Linked DNA regions of Mus musculus: regions 1 and 3 are each linked to region 2. The links are chromatin loops, found by intact Hi-C in ENCODE. Cell type or tissue: heart. All regions are shown on one strand.

Evidence for each region. A loop is a pair of places that touch in the nucleus more often than their neighbours do. Peaks named below come from ENCODE experiments on the same cell type or tissue, not always from the same donor. Only the 100,000 strongest peaks of a DNase experiment are listed, where the experiment ranks them.
Region 1: a loop joins it to region 2, with 2.0 times the contacts of the local background. A loop is called at or near these places in 5 of 42 quality-filtered maps.
Region 3: it touches region 2 in a loop (6-fold over the local background); 2 of 42 quality-filtered maps call a loop at or near these places.

Annotation. Positions count from the first base shown.
Region 1 is chr5:118,377,469-118,382,468 of GRCm38, reverse strand. Gm30604 (a long non-coding RNA gene) reads left to right here and starts at 1,551. Exons shown (of 6, transcript XR_878721.1): 1 at 1,551-1,840; 2 at 2,486-2,572; 3 at 4,704-4,872. In heart, a CTCF peak has its summit at 2,021 (motif pointing left); DNase peaks (open chromatin) are centred at 918, 1,548, 1,708, 2,708 and 1 weaker place; H3K4me3 peaks cover 1,600 bases; H3K27ac peaks cover 1,406 bases; H3K27me3 peaks cover 977 bases.
Region 2 is chr5:118,329,224-118,334,223 of GRCm38, reverse strand. No RefSeq gene overlaps it. Among named protein-coding and RNA genes, the nearest start is that of Gm46942, 28 kb to the left of the region's middle. In heart, CTCF peaks have their summits at 2,293 and 2,515 (motif pointing left); DNase peaks (open chromatin) are centred at 2,133 and 2,333; H3K4me3 peaks cover 1,276 bases; H3K27ac peaks cover 1,345 bases; H3K27me3 peaks cover 1,601 bases.
Region 3 is chr5:118,706,171-118,711,170 of GRCm38, reverse strand. All of the region lies in intron 4 of Med13l (mediator complex subunit 13-like), which reads right to left. Among named protein-coding and RNA genes, the nearest start is that of Gm42015, 130 kb to the left of the region's middle. In heart, a CTCF peak has its summit at 2,744 (motif pointing right); DNase peaks (open chromatin) are centred at 1,100 and 2,760; H3K27ac peaks cover 982 bases.

The DNA.
Region 1 (5,000 bases), 48 kb before region 2:
TTTCTTTGTGCCTTCATTTCTCCCCCGCAACACCAGGCCTCTAGGATCCACTACATAGGCAGTGCTGCTCTGGGAAGAGAGATGCACACACGCCTTCTCCGATGCCTCCATGAACTCTTTTTTTTAAAAGATTTATTTATTTATTTATTTATTTATTTATTTATTTATTTATTATATGTAGGTACACTGTAGCTGTCTTCAGACACCACAGTAGAAGGGGGTCAGATCTCATTACGGATGGTTGTGAGCCATCATGTGGTTGCTGGGATTTGAACTCAGGACCTTTGGAAGAGCAGTCAGTGCTCTTAACTGCTGAGCCATCTCTCCAGCCCCTCCATGAACTCTTGAGGGCTCCAGGTGAGCAGTTCCTCCTTTAGAGACACGGTGGGTTTTGCAGGAAGAGCAGCCATGTTGGGGCTGGTGAGCTGTTCAGATACAGGTTCTTGCAGAGTCTTCCAAACCTCCTCCTCTCCATCGCCTCGAAGATACTAGGCTGAGACGGCTCGTGCCGCAAAGCTACTTTCCAGCCAAGTCAGATTGCCCGAGAGGGACCATTAAGGCCAACAAAGTGGGAGGAGAGACTTGCTCAGATTGTCCTCTAGTCTATGTGCATACCACCACCAAATTAAAATCTAATTAAAAGAAAAAAATTTTTTTGAGTCACGAACTTCTGATGTAGCCCTTGGTGATCTGGAACTTTCCATGCAGATCTGCCTGCCTCCGCCTCGGATGCTGAGATTAAAGATGGGCATCACCATGGCCAGCCAATTAAAGATAAAAATTAAAGACAATACTAACCAGGCAGGAATAGTGAGCCACTCTGAAGCCCTGCGCTTTCTTTTATTCTTGCCTTTCCCCTTCTAACATGACCACGCCCCTGTAAACCACGCCTCCGTCAGCACAGGCTCCACCCCTCCACTCCCTGGCCCTGGGAGGGTTGCATTTGGTACCCAGGAGGGCTGAGGGGAATGCTAAGAGCGTGGGGAAGGGGTTGCAAACTGGCAGGGTGAGGCCTGAGGACTCCAGCCAGCTCCCTTCACGCCCTCCCCACTGCTGCACGCCTTGAAACTTCACTCTTCAGCGTCCGTGGGAGTGGGTGGGAGGCCGAGAGGGACCATCACCCGCTGCCAGAGCCCCAGTCGATGTCAACTCTGACTCTCTTCTTTTCTCAGATAAAAGGACTCGTCTGTGTGTTTGTCTTTTACAACACCCCTGCTGTTTCTTTTGTCTTATTTTAAATTTAAATTTCCGACGCATCCATTGGAGGCGGGGTCTTGAAAGAGCTAAGTCCTGCGCACATCCCTTCCTCGCTTTCCAGAACAAATCCTCCCACATTACAGCTCGCCCCGCCCCTCGTCTCCGCGCCCCCCCCCTCCGCCCCCTCCCCCAACCCCTAGGCCTCCTTGGGGATGGGATGGGGGAGGACCCAGGCCAGTAAGAACAAATTAGATAATGAAAAGAATTACGGCCCTGGCGTTCCCTCTCCCCGCCCTCCGGGGCGCTGCTTTCCCCTCCTTTCCCTCGGCTCCCGCGCCCCCTCTCTCCCGGCGTCGCTGGAACGTTCAGCGGCCCGTGATGAATGATCGCCTGTCACGGCTTGTTTATTATAACGCGGGCAATCAATTACACATCCCCAACGCTGGCCGGCCCGCGGGAAATTGATACGCTCAGCACAATCCAATGTGAAAATGGGAACTCATTTGCCAAATGTCTTTCTCAGGCATGATTACAGTGTGTTTCTTCCAACAGGACGGTTGGACTGACGGCGGTATCACTTACTGCCTGGCTCGGGCCACCCTCCTCGAAGGTGTTATTTATTGCGTGACAGAGGCTAACGCAGGTAGAGGACAAGGGGTTTCTGTCCTGGATGTCACCTTGTTGGTTGGTTTTTGTTTTTGTTCTTGTTTTAAGTGGGTGGGCGGGGCCACGGTTCCTCTTCCAGCCACTTCTGCAAGCTCAGCTTCTCAGGCCACCTTCTCCAGCACTCGACTGCTGGAGTCACCCTGGTGCCACCCTGAGGACAAACCTCTGCCCAGTAGAAGCTCTACGGGTCTAAGAATCAGGCCAGACTGGGGTTTCCAGTTCTGTCTGCTGTTGAGTCCTTTCCTACCCTGGGAGTTCTATGCCGTGGGCAATACTGATGTCAGGGACAAAACTGATGTCATGGACAACGTGAGGAGCTGTGAGGGGCCATCAGTGGTGCAGACTGGGATCCATGGCCCTTATCAGAAGTCCCCAGCCTCTGATTTCTGAGACGCTGTAGCATGGAGACTGTTTCTCTTCCTGGTGACATTTTGCCCTCTTACACACTGAAAAGATAAGACAACCCTTTGCTTTCCTTATGTTTCTATCTCTTTTCAGGCTCCTCCCCCGCCCAAGATTTTTTTTTCCTTTTAGTGTGCATGTGTATGTGTGTGTGTGTGGGGGGGGGGGCACAGCATGTATATGGAGATTACAGAACTCTGTGTGGTTCTCTCGAATTCAGGTTGTCAGATTGGCAGCAAGCCCCTTTAACCGGCTGAGACTTCTCACTGGGCCCACTTTCCCATCTTGGAGTGTGCCCTATAAGCAGGTGAGGGCAACTCTTTCTTGTGACGTGGGATTTCTACCTCATCCCCATCCCCTACCCCTCCACCACCACTCAGAGAAAGGCAGGAAATAACTGCTAAACTGGCTGGGCCATCTTGGTCTGGCTGGCACAGTCCGGGATCTCCCTGATCTAAAAATGTGTTGTGTAAACTGGGAAGTGAAGCTGTCAGTTCTGGTCATTCTCCAAGGTCTCGAGGTCTCGCCAGACCGGCTCTGACTCTAATTTATTCCCGTAGCGCACCTGGATCAGGTGGACGACGGGCATTGGAGGAGGCCGGCCAATCCTCGAGCATGTGGTCCACTGGTCTTCACCACACCTTGTATTGTGTTAGCTTACTGACTCCGCTGGTATGAGAACTCCAAAAAGGGAGGCACACGTTTGATGGCAGGCACTTCTGTGTCCCCAGCGTCCCCAGCCTCCACTTGGCATATCCTAAGTGCTCGGTAAATATTTGTGGCTTTCACGGATGGCTGAATGAATAGCATAAGAGTTAAACTCATTACCGGGGCAACCTCTGCCGAGCAGAGCGCAGCCCTGGAGAGGGGATGTTTACAGGCATTTCACCCCACGGCATCCTCACAGAAATAGCTCCTGCTCCCCCCACCCGCCCTTGCCCGGTGCTACAAATGTTCTGTGTGCTCAGGGCATAAAAACCGGTAACGGGCTGAACGTATACGTCTGTCTGGTAATTCCTGCTTAGCTTCCAATCAGCACCCTGGGCATAAATCCCAGTCTCTGTCAATGCCTCTTGCTCATAATCCCTACCCCACCTAGGCCGTGGGCACCTTCCTGTGCACAGGTAGCTGTGTCTTATTGGAATCTCATGTTTGTTGGTAGCCCAGGATAACCCCAAGCTCCTGCCTGCCACAACTTCCACCTGTGTTGTAAGTATGTGACACAGAGCCAAGCCAAGTCCCATCATGGGGCCAAGTTGTCCCAGTATGCCCAGCTGTAGTAACCACCTCCCTCGTCTTGCCTTCTTCTCAATACTGGATTTGAACTCAGGACCTTACATATACTGAGCAAATAAATACCTTACCCAAGTCATATACCAGCCCTCTTTTTACATCTTATTTGAGACAGGCCTGGCCTATCAAGATCCTTATACCTGGATCTCCAAAATGCCCCAAAGCACAGATTTCCTTAAAACAGGTTCTTGTTTTGTTTTGTTTTTTGTCTACCCATCCATTCAGACACCACCAATGCCAATTATATTTTATGAACACTATGTATGGGAATACAACATGGAATTCCATCAAAGCACCTAGGTCAGGGGGAAACGTTCTAACTTCAGATTTTAAAATCTTAGTTTTCTTTTATGTGTGTGGGTGTCTTGCCCGCATGTATGTTTGTGCACCTTATGTGTGCCTGGTGCCCAAGAAGGCCAGAAGAGGGGTGTCATATCCCCCGGAAGTGGAGTTACAAAGAGTTGTAAGCCACCATGTAGAGGCTGGGAATCAAAATGTGGTCCTCGGGAAGAGCAAGCAGCAAGTGCTCTTAGCTGCGAGCCATCTCTCCAGCCCCTTAAGTTTAGATGTTTGTTTTTTAAAAGTGAACCGGGATGGGGAAGATGTCTCAGCAGGTCCTTGCCGACAATGTTGATGAGATGAGTTCCTCCATGGGCCCACATATTAGAAGATGAGAACTAACTCCTGTGCTGTGTCCCCTGACCTCCACAACCTGCAGGCTGGCACACTTCCAAACCAATGACAGACAAATAAGCAAATCTTTAAGACAAAAGTGGAACATTGATTAACTTGGGGTGTAACTCGGTTGGTAGAGTATTGGTCTCCCACATGCAAAGCCATGGATTCAATCCCCAGTACATATAAACCACGTGTGGTAGTGAGAGCCTGTAATCTCAGAGCCGAAGCAAGGATCGCCTCTTATCACCTGCAGCTACACTGCAAGTTCGAGACCAGGGTGGGTTGGGACGAGACAGCGAGGCTGCAGAGCGTATCTAAGTATTTAAGCCTCGTAGGAGGAATTCCTCTCTATCACAGTAGTTACATCGGCAGCTACGGTGGAAGCATAGAGCCTCATCCCCAACCCGGTCTAAGCCTCCACTGTCACGCATCACTAACTGACTAATAAACCTTACTCCTTGGCCAAGTCTGCATCCTGCCAGTACCAGCTTCCCCACATGAAAGAGAAGCAAGAGACAGCACTTTGGGACCCTGGGGGAACAGCCTACGTCTGCTGCTGCACATCAACCGTTGAGCTCTGAGAGGGGCTGCCAGACAATGGGAAATGAAACATTTGAGTGGTTTGGGAAATATTAGGTAAGAAAACCCCCTCCCCCGGGTATTCTGTGCAGCAGCTGTGACAGGGAAGGAGGGGGCTTTCGGGTTTCAGTGTTCCTGAGCAGACCAATGGCTGCTAGAATGTTCTTTCCGGGAAGACATGGCCT
Region 2 (5,000 bases):
CCTTGTTGGAGTAGGTGTGTCATAGAGGGCATGGGCTTTAAGATCCTCATCCTTCCTGCCTAGAAGCCAGTCTTCTCCTAGCAACCTTCAGACAAAGATGTAGAACTCTTAGCTCCTCCTGCACCATGCCTGCGTGGATGCTACCATGCCCCTGCCTTGATGATAATGGACTGAACCTCTGAACCTGTAAGCCAGCCCCAATTAAATGTTGTCCTTATAAGACTTGCCTTGGTCATGGTGTCTGTTCACAACAGTAAAACACTCCCTAAGACACAGACCTTTGAATCAGTAGTTCCTTGTGTCCACCACATACTGCTCTTGGGCAAATGAGGAAACTGAGGCCTGGAAACTGAGGTCATGCAGCTGAGTTGTGGCCCCTACAGTCCCTACAACCTCTATCCCAGCTAGGAGCCCAATTTATAGCTGCTTCCTTCTTTATGTGGTGCCAACTAAACTTCTGGCTTGGCTCTCCTGGTGAGAAAACATGATTCTCTATATTTGTAAGGCTGGTGGGCAACAGACACATATCCACATGAGGTAAAGGTGTGTTTCCACAAATCTTGGTGCTCTGAGTCACCAAGCTGGCCTTTACTTTAGACTTATTTTCGTGTTTGCCTGCATGTATGGTGTGTGCACATGTGTGCAGTGCCCACAGAGGGCAGAAGAGGGTGACAGTTCCCTAAAATTGAAGCCGTATATTGTTGTAAGGTGTCATGTGGGTGTGGGATCTGAATTCGGGTCCTCTGGAAGACTAGAGAGTGCTCTTAATCTCTGAGATATCACACACACACACACACACACACACACACACACACACACACTGCCATGACTTTTTTTTAAGCTAGTATCTTATTATGTAGACCAAGCTGGCCTTGAACTCACCATCCTCTTCCTCAGCTTCCCATGTGCTAGGATTACAAGTGTCTGCCACTAGGCCCAGCCAAGCTACCCTGCATGTATATCCAGCCACTGCTGGCATAAGGCATGGTAACCCTACAGTCCATGTTTGCTTATAGAGGCAGAGCACTGCAGCTCAGGTGCCTAGCATGGAAGGAGCCCGGGATTTGTTGTTGGCACCGGGATGGGTGGTATACATCTGTTCCCAAAGAGGAACCAAGCAGGCAAGCAAACAGACAAACAAAAACTAACCGTGGTGTCGCACACCTTTAATCTCAGCACTGCAGTTTAGAGGCGGAGGCAGGAGGATCTCTGAGTGCCAGACCAGACAGGGCTACATAGTTTTCTCAAAAGGAAACAAAAAACAAAAACGAAAAACAACAAAACCCTTCAAAATAATAATTTAAATGCATGAATGCATAAATTGGCACTTTGTCAAGGTCAAATGGGCACTAAGCACTTCGCTGTCTAGCAGAAGCTCTGGGCTTCTTCACCAGTGTGTACAACAGACACTAAGCCACTGTCTCTAGGTAACAGGGACTTTCTACTCTGTCATCTTGCAGGACACTGTCATATATGCCTGTATTAGATGAGCAAAGGTGTTTTTGTGTAAGTTACCTTCCCTTCAATGCTTCCAGCCCTGTGGTGGCCTATGTGGACAACCTGTTGGCTCTCAACAACAGAAGATAGACTTGCTTACCTCCTCCGGAGGTACCCAAGACCCTGCTATAAGTAATCTGTGAGCATCACTCCTGGCGTGGCAGGGTTTACCGTTCACCAGTTATCTACACAGGAAACTGACATTCACAGACATTAAATGCCCATCGCAGGTCACATGGCTCAACGACAACTTGATTTACAGCCCCCACCCCTAGCCCCCACCCTGTCTGGCTGCCCCGGAGCCTATGATGAAGTGATTCCAATAGCGGAAAGTCATGTCACCTCTGTGCCCCAAATAACCAGGCCTGGGCTTGAGACCAAGCATCTCCCTCCGCAGCCACAGTGACCGCAGCAGCTCCCTCAGACGGCCACCTTCACCTCTTTTATTTTATTGTTTTCCCTCGTTTTATTGCCTTGGCACAAGGCCGACGGCAGAGGGTAGGCAGAGATCAGAGTCCGCCTCTCCTCTGGAAATGACTTCGGAGTTCAGCCCGCCCTCCTCCCAGTGTTTGGAACCTAACGTTCTGGAAAGTGGATCGCAGGACGGATCGCTGCCGCCACCGCCGCCGCTGCTGCTGCTGCTGCCGCCGGCGGCTTCCGCCACCGGATCTCACTTAAGGGCACAAAAGCTGGGAAATTTCAGAGCCAGTCTGGCCCAGAGGGTGGAGAAGAGGACCTGAGCTCTTGAGCCAGCCTTCAAAAGAGTCTCCCTGGCTGCAGGGAATACGGAGACCACCCGCCGGCCAGCCTGCTCCACTGCAAACAGGAAACCCCAGAGTTTATAGATGACCCCGTTACAAGGCAAATGTTTTGGAACAAATTGTTCATTTAAGTCCTTGTTTTCCACTAGCTTCTCATACTGGATTCCCCCCCCCTCCCCTTTTCCTCCAGCCCACTGTCCTTGTTAAACCAGGGCCGTGGCGCCACCTGCTGCCCATCCTGTGATGACAGTAGCGTCTCCAGTGGGATTCCGGGGCCCTGGGTCCCTCTCCCCACCTCTCAGATGGATGGGACGATAGTCCCCCTCATCCTGGCCCCCGGATTTGTGGTTAAGATCATGAGCCAAGTCGCTGGAGAAGTGCTCTGTGGCTAGGTGACCTGAGACTCCCTGTCCCCATTATTCATCCTCAGGGACAGCAGGGCTCCCACGTGCAGAAAAGACAAACCAGATGGTATCACCAGGCAAAGCCCGGGCTTGGTTTCCCCGCAGGCAGCCACACCAGCATCAGCTAACCACGTGACTCCGCGGCCTCCATTTCTTTCGGATTCCACAGTAGCCCCTAAGGCAGGTGGGATGGAAGGTCGCGCGTGGGCCTGGCGGGCAGTACACGCTCTTTCTGCATGTCCACTTGCCCAGTCTAGACCTCGTGGAAGTGATATATTTATCGCCACAGAATGAACAGGAGCCCCAAGTGTCTGGAGATGTACGTCAGCTGATAGAGCACTTACCCAACATGCATGAAGTCCTGGGTTCGATTCCCGAATGTCATATAAACAGGGCATAGCGGAAACATACCTATCTTCCTAGCACTGGGAGGTAGAGGCAGGAGGATCAGAAGTTCAACTTTACATAGCTTGATGTCAGTCTGGTCTCAAAGAAGGAAGATACAAAGAATAGAAGCCACAAGAGTTCTGGGCCTGCAGCCTGACATCAGCTCCCCCCCCCCCCCGCCCCTCCCGCTCCCCAAACCTCGGGCAAATTGTCTTCCCCCCCCCCCAAGCCTCAGTTTCCCACGGTGTGTAAAGAGGCAGTAATAGTCACTAGATCTCAAGAGGTTGAACCGCGGGGCTTAGAGACAATCTGTGCTTGTCATTCTTCCTGAAGGGGAAAGAGCAATTAGCAAATGGTTTGAGGAGGGGCCAGTGAAGGAGCAAGTTCACATCCAGGAGTGGGTTAGTGAGAATTCAGTCACCAACTGGGCCTTCTCTGCCTCACCCAGATACTTTGTTTTACTCCTTGTGGAGGAGCTCTGACTGGCACCTCGGTTTATCTATCTGTCCGATGGGCACAGCGTCTGTCCATTCGACCTGCTTCTTAGAAACGTAACAGGAATCTATCCAGTGATTTATATGAAACTGTTTAGGGATTTTTTTTTTTAAAGAATAAAAGAAAGGAAGATGGAAGGGCAGGAGAGAGGAAGGGAGGAAATATTTTTCTTCATTTAGGGTATCTCCATGTTCCTGATTGCTTTGCTGTCATGCTCCAGAGGAACTGAGGACTACCTGAGACAAGCTGGATTCCTCTTGACACAAACTAGGAATCATAGCCCACACCAGCATCAGTACCAGGGACATCTGACAACGCAAAGGCTGAAGCAGTTAAACTCTTTGCTCCCAGTGAAAGTTCCGAGCGCATCCATGACATAGGTCCCCGAGCTAATGCGGGGGACATAAGAGAGTGCAAAGAGGAGGTCAAGTTATTGAGGAAGGGGTCATTACAGGAGAGAAGAGGGCCAAATGGTATCAGGACACTGCTCTAGGCCCAACTCAGAAACTGTGGGGAGGAGTTTGTCTTGGTCCTGGGAGTCCTGGGGAGCCACAGAGGACTGGTAATCAAAGGAGGAGCCTACCCAGAAAAAGAATCCAGACAGCAGCTCGAGGGGTAGAGCTTAACGAGGGCCACAGGGCAATTTAGGGTGACCCAGTACATCTGTTGGTCCTAGATCACATGCTTTCTTGGATCATGGGATCTTCAGGTTTCAACTCCCAAGGTCCTGGAGTAGGATAACCGTTGAGAATGTCACCCTTTTAGAATTATGCCACACAGGTATTCTGGCTAGTGTCCTCTCTTCTATCTCCCCCTCCCCCTTTATCTGCTCTTAAAAATAATCCGTCTTTCACCTCATTCCGTGCCACTTGGGTCTTGTTCTCTGATAGACAGGATAACAGATTACCAAACCAGGGCTGGGTCGCATGCTAGCCTCTTTGTGGTAATATTTGTGCAGCTGAATACAGTGTTTTAATCGGATGGAGTTATTCTAAAGATAAAAATTCTAGCCCCATCCAAGATGAGAGAATTTTTGGGGAGGGTGCAGGTTAGAGGCACAACTATTCGCTCTCAGCATCTCTCCATCTTACCCTGTACAGAAGAGTCTCTGTCTTCCTGGCTCTCAGCTCGCCCACCCCACCCCAACCACACAAGCCTGCAGGATCCTGCTCTGTTTAAATATTCTGTAAATAATGCTGACTGCGGAACTTTGAAGACCGACTTTGCAGAAGCCCCACCTTAGAATTGCAGAATGTCAGAGCAGAGGCAGATGTTTCCCTTGCCTAGCCAGGGTCAGAAAAATACAAGGAACCAGGGCTGCCCCTTTCTCTGCTATGGGGCCACAGCAGACATTACTAATCAATCACCGCACTGTCTCTCTGAGCTGCTTTAGAGCCTTAGAATCCTTCCAGGTGGCCCAAGCAGGAGCCGCCAGTGCTTGAATCTAGAAATCACT
Region 3 (5,000 bases), 380 kb before region 2:
GTGTCCCTGTGGTGCACATTAGTTCTCTGAGTCTGCAGGGCTCCTGGACTGGCACTATAGTACATCTGTGTCAAAGCGAGAGCTGTGTCCTAGTGACTTAAAGGACTCGTGTTCCTCCTGGGACCTCACTTAACAGAAGCTTTATAACTCAGTTGTCTTTGATCCAAAGGCTGTGAGCATTTGTGGTTAACCCTGATGGACAAAGCTATACAAGACTGTTTTTAAAGCAGCAAAATGGCTACAAGGTCTGCTCTCTTCCATGCTGTGTGTTCTGCAACAGATATCAGCACACCAAATCCGAAAAGGCTTCTCAAAGTCCTGTATTCAAATTTCCCCTGAGGTCACAACTCGGCCAGATGGTTGCCACAGTCTCTAGCAGCTCCTTTAACCCCAATGGGAGAACCCGGGTTGAAATGGCAGCTGTCGTGGATCACCTGCAGTCACCAAAGCACGCCTCTAATCCAGTACCCAGAGGGAGAGGAAGGTGGAGCTTTCTGACTTGAGGCCAGTCTGGACTACAGAGGAAGTTCCAGGTCAGTCAGAGCTTCAAAGAGTAAACAAGTAAATGCACAAGCTTAGTCCTTACCCCAAGAAGTACAAAGTGGGGGCTCTCAGAAGATTTTTGGGTTACTCTGAAAAGAAGAAAAATGTAGAAAAGAGACGGTATCACGAAGAACCTAATAAGACTTCCCATCACTGTTCCTCACTCTGCAGGTCTAGCTGCCTGTCTGCACCTCACCCACTGCTAAATTGTGAAGCTGGGGGTCTATTTTATCCTATGTTTTAAACCATAAGATGCTTGCTTATGTTTTCAAGAACACACAACCATTATAACAGGATCTGACACTCATAGGTTAAGTGGTAGGCACAGTAGAGTTCTTGCCAGTTTAAAAGAAATGTAGCCCAGGCCTCCGACATCTGCCTAGCTCTACGCACCCAGCAAGCAGCAGAAGTGACCTGCCAAGAAAGCCAAAGCAGATGGGAGCTGCAATATGCTGCCATCGCTCAGGTGAACGGCAGCAAGCAGGAAGCCACCCCGCAGCCAAGACCACACAAAAGAAACCCTGACAGGAACCCAACACGGAAGCTTCCCCCCCACACACACAGGGACCTCTCCACACTGCCATCCTCCAGGCCCCTTCTGCTCTCATGACCTCGCCCCCTTTCCTCAGGGCATGGATCAGCCACTCTGAGACAAACAGGAAGCATGAACACGGCAGGGAAAGAAGCCAGAGTGCCCCTCCCATTTGATGACTATTCTATTAAATTATTTACTTAGTGGAAACTAATATATACACAAATCAATACAATATCATGAGATTCCTTTCTGTCCCTATTCAAAGTAATGGTCCTAGTTATGTCTTTAAATACACTACTTCCAAAGCAGAGAAAGGAAGTAACCACGCCAGGATGCACTTTCTACCTTCTGAGATCTCTGAGTGAGTAGCTGACACTCAATGTGGTGTGGCAAGTCCTTTAAAGGCATTCCAAGATCCACAAGTGTCTGCCAGACAGCAGGGCCTCCAACTCAACACTGCTGCGGCCTCTCACTTACCAGTACTCAAAGAAGGCCACAGTTTCCCCAGCAAGAGGAAAATAAAACAGGAGCAGACCCTCATTTAATAAGGTGCTACCATCAGCAAGCATTTATCTCCACACTCTTCCAGTGCCAGACGGCCGTGCCAGGCACATGGCTTCCTCTGCCTTCGGTGGACAGCACCATCGGAACGTAGATGTCATGGCTAATTCCTCGAGCAGCGTGAGTGTCAGAGGTCGGAAGGCCAAAGGGGGCTATGCACTACAACATGGTCAACACCCAAATGGTGACTGATGAAAACCTCATGAAGCTTTTCAAAGAGTGGGAAAATTCAACAGACAGACAGGCAGGTAGACAGAGAGAAAGAATGAATGAGAATGTTGGGACTGCCTGAAAGACAGTTATTCAGGACAAAGGAGACATCGGCACTGAAGTAAAGGAACAAGCAGGAAACAGGCAATGCCTTGGGCGCACTGCACCTACAAAGAATCTATGTTCCAGTAAATGGCAGTGCTTATTTACACATACACACTCACACACACTCTCACACTCAGTATCTAGTTGCTACAAAAGGGGGACAGAATCCTTACAATTATGAACATTTAAATTTGAGAGTGCTATCCTGCAAAGTGTTTTGTTTTTTTAAAGTTCTAACCAAAGATTTCCTGCAGCTTAGGCAACCTCTAGTTCATCGCACCAGTATGCAGCCTGAGTGCCTGCGCACGGGCACTGCTCTGGGGCCTACACTGCCAAAAACCCAGGGTCCTGGACCACAGAAGCTGCAGGCCAAGGAGGAAGAAAGAGTCCGTGTAAAGTCATTCAGAAAATCAGCACACATGTGCAGTGGAGGCCGAGGGCGGGTTATGCGGTCAAAGTCAAACAAGATGACATGCTCAAGAGTTCAGAGCGAAGGGAGCAGCAGCAAGAGAGCAAAGAGGGAGGCAGGCGGACTGGGCAGAGGCCAGAATCCAGAGCCACGTTGAATGTGTGGGGAAGAGAATGCTTAAGAGTGTTCATCTTATAAAGCAGCAGGCAGGAGAGGCTACGGAGTGTGCTGAGCAGAGCACACACTCAGCCTGTGAACCGTAAACAAAGGCATGGGGCCGACTTCAACTGAGGACTGCCATCCTCTGCATGGCTCTCTTCTCAACAGCACTGTGCACAGTGACACAAGGGACAGGCAGAGCAGTCCGAGGAAGAGGAAGTACCACTAGGGGGCAGCACTGGCGAGCAGAGCCCAGGTGAGGCACATCTGAAAGAGGCAGTAAGACAGAAATATGAAATTCAGGAATGAGGGCAGGGCAGGACACCAGCAGTAAGTCAGAGCCACATCGGAAGCCAGGTGAGAAACATGAGCCCTGTAGAGCAAGGAGAGCCCCTCCCTTGGGCTCTTCTCAGGAGGGAGAGCATGAGGAAGAACTCAGCTGTGTTCCTTGTGGTCCAACAGCACCCAGCCATGGGCAGAGAGAAGAAAGAAGCTAGTGAGATTCCCTTTCGTTTTCCTTGTCATTGTAGAAGGTGACTTCTCCATCCCTGTGTGCACAACTCCATCTGAAATTTACTAAACTTTAAGGCAAGTCAGACTCATCCATTCAGATATCTGTCTTTAAAGATTTTCTATTAAGTAAAATTTACTAAGATTAATAATTCAAAAACATTGAGAGCAATTAAAGTTTATAATCATAGACAATGTTGAAGTCAACTCACCTGAATAAACATCATTATTCTACTTAGCAATGGCACGGACCAACTCTGCTAACAGTAATGAAGCAGTAAATGAAAGAATCCTCCATCCCCTTTACACTGAGTTCAGACATGCCCTCCTGATTGTCATCTCCCTTCACCGTGCTGAGAACACTAAGTCTGTGGTGCGAGTTGGCTCTTTTCTAAAGACTAGATGTCACAAAGGCTCTCTGGCTTTCTACCAAGCAACTGGCAGTACCCAAATTCCATCACTCCAGTGAGCAAGCCATCAGGAAGGAACTGCTCAGAGCAGGAGAGAAGGCCACTCTATCCCGACTCAGTAACAGCTGAAAGCACAGCAAAGGGGATCAATGGGTGACCTCAACAAGTAGCCACGTGGCATGCCATTTAAAGCTGCACATGATGTGATGCTGCCATAGTCAGAAATGGACAAAGATAACCACTGAGATTTCTACAGCACAATGTCTTAAAAAACCTCAAGCAAGTGATCCCCCACACCTATGTGTGCATGCAAGTCTCGGGGAAAAAAAAAAAAAGACTCCACTCTGAAATGTGGGAGTCATGTTATTGGAAAACTCACACACGGCATGGGTCACAAATGCCCCTGAACCAACTACTTACTTGTTCTGCCACCCAGACTACTCTGTAACAGCGGGCCACACAAGAACCTCAACATAAACAATGTGAGTGGACACACTTCCTCTCCCTGCAAAGGACAAATGAGTACCGTTCCTCAGAGAGCAGCACACGCCTGGCTCAAGAGAAAAAGAGTTTTCTCTGGCTCTGGTATTCTTACAGCATGTATCCTCAGGAGCTCAGCCTTCCATGCAGCTGCCCAGGGGAGAAGGGCTCCATTAACCCAGTTCCTCTTTATCAATGTCCCACAGACTGAGAACTTTAGATCCCTGTTCAGTAACAATTGGCATCGATGCTCAGACTCTTCACAGGTGGAAGTTGCTAGAAAATCCAGTCTGTGAGCATTGCCCCAGATTCCTTGGACCCTGATGCTCGCTCCGCCCCATATCCTATTCCATCAGGACCACACCTAGTCCCCTCTGCACCACCAAGCACACAACAGAGTATAGTCCATAAAACCACAAAAAGCAATCAGAGGGAAAGGGTTAAAGCCATGACATGTATTAATTTATTCTATGCAATGCATTTGTAATTCTCCCACTTTCAGTCAAGATCACAGTACGGTTTAATAGTCTGGTTCAGGGACCAATTAATCCTTTTATGTTTAAATCAATCACCGAGCCTCTCCAAATGATTCAGCTTCTACATGCTGCCTCCCATCTGATGTCTTTGGGGAGAGAGCACAGTTAACACTGTGTGCCACATTAATCACATTTGCTAATAGAAGAAGAAATGCATTACAGAGTAGTCTCACACAAAACCAGAGTATGCACTAAGCCATGTTAGCATACAATGTCTATGTCTTTGTCTCCTTAATTAAAACAAGCTAACTCAACGTGGGCCAACAGCACACCCTTCCCCTGTCTTCTCATGAGGTATACATGTGTGCAAGCATTCATCCTGGCCTTGAGTAAAATACTTATCCAGGAACAAAACTATTGTCCTGGCTTGATGCTCGTGTTTGTAGACCCGTCTCTCCCATCCCACCCTGACAGGATGAGCTGACATGCAGACAGGGAGAGGAGGAGCGCAGAAAGGCAGAGATTTGATTCAAAGTGGCATGTGTTTGGCACTCTGCCATAAGGCTGTGTCCTTTTACTTGAACAACTCTAAAGTCTATTTA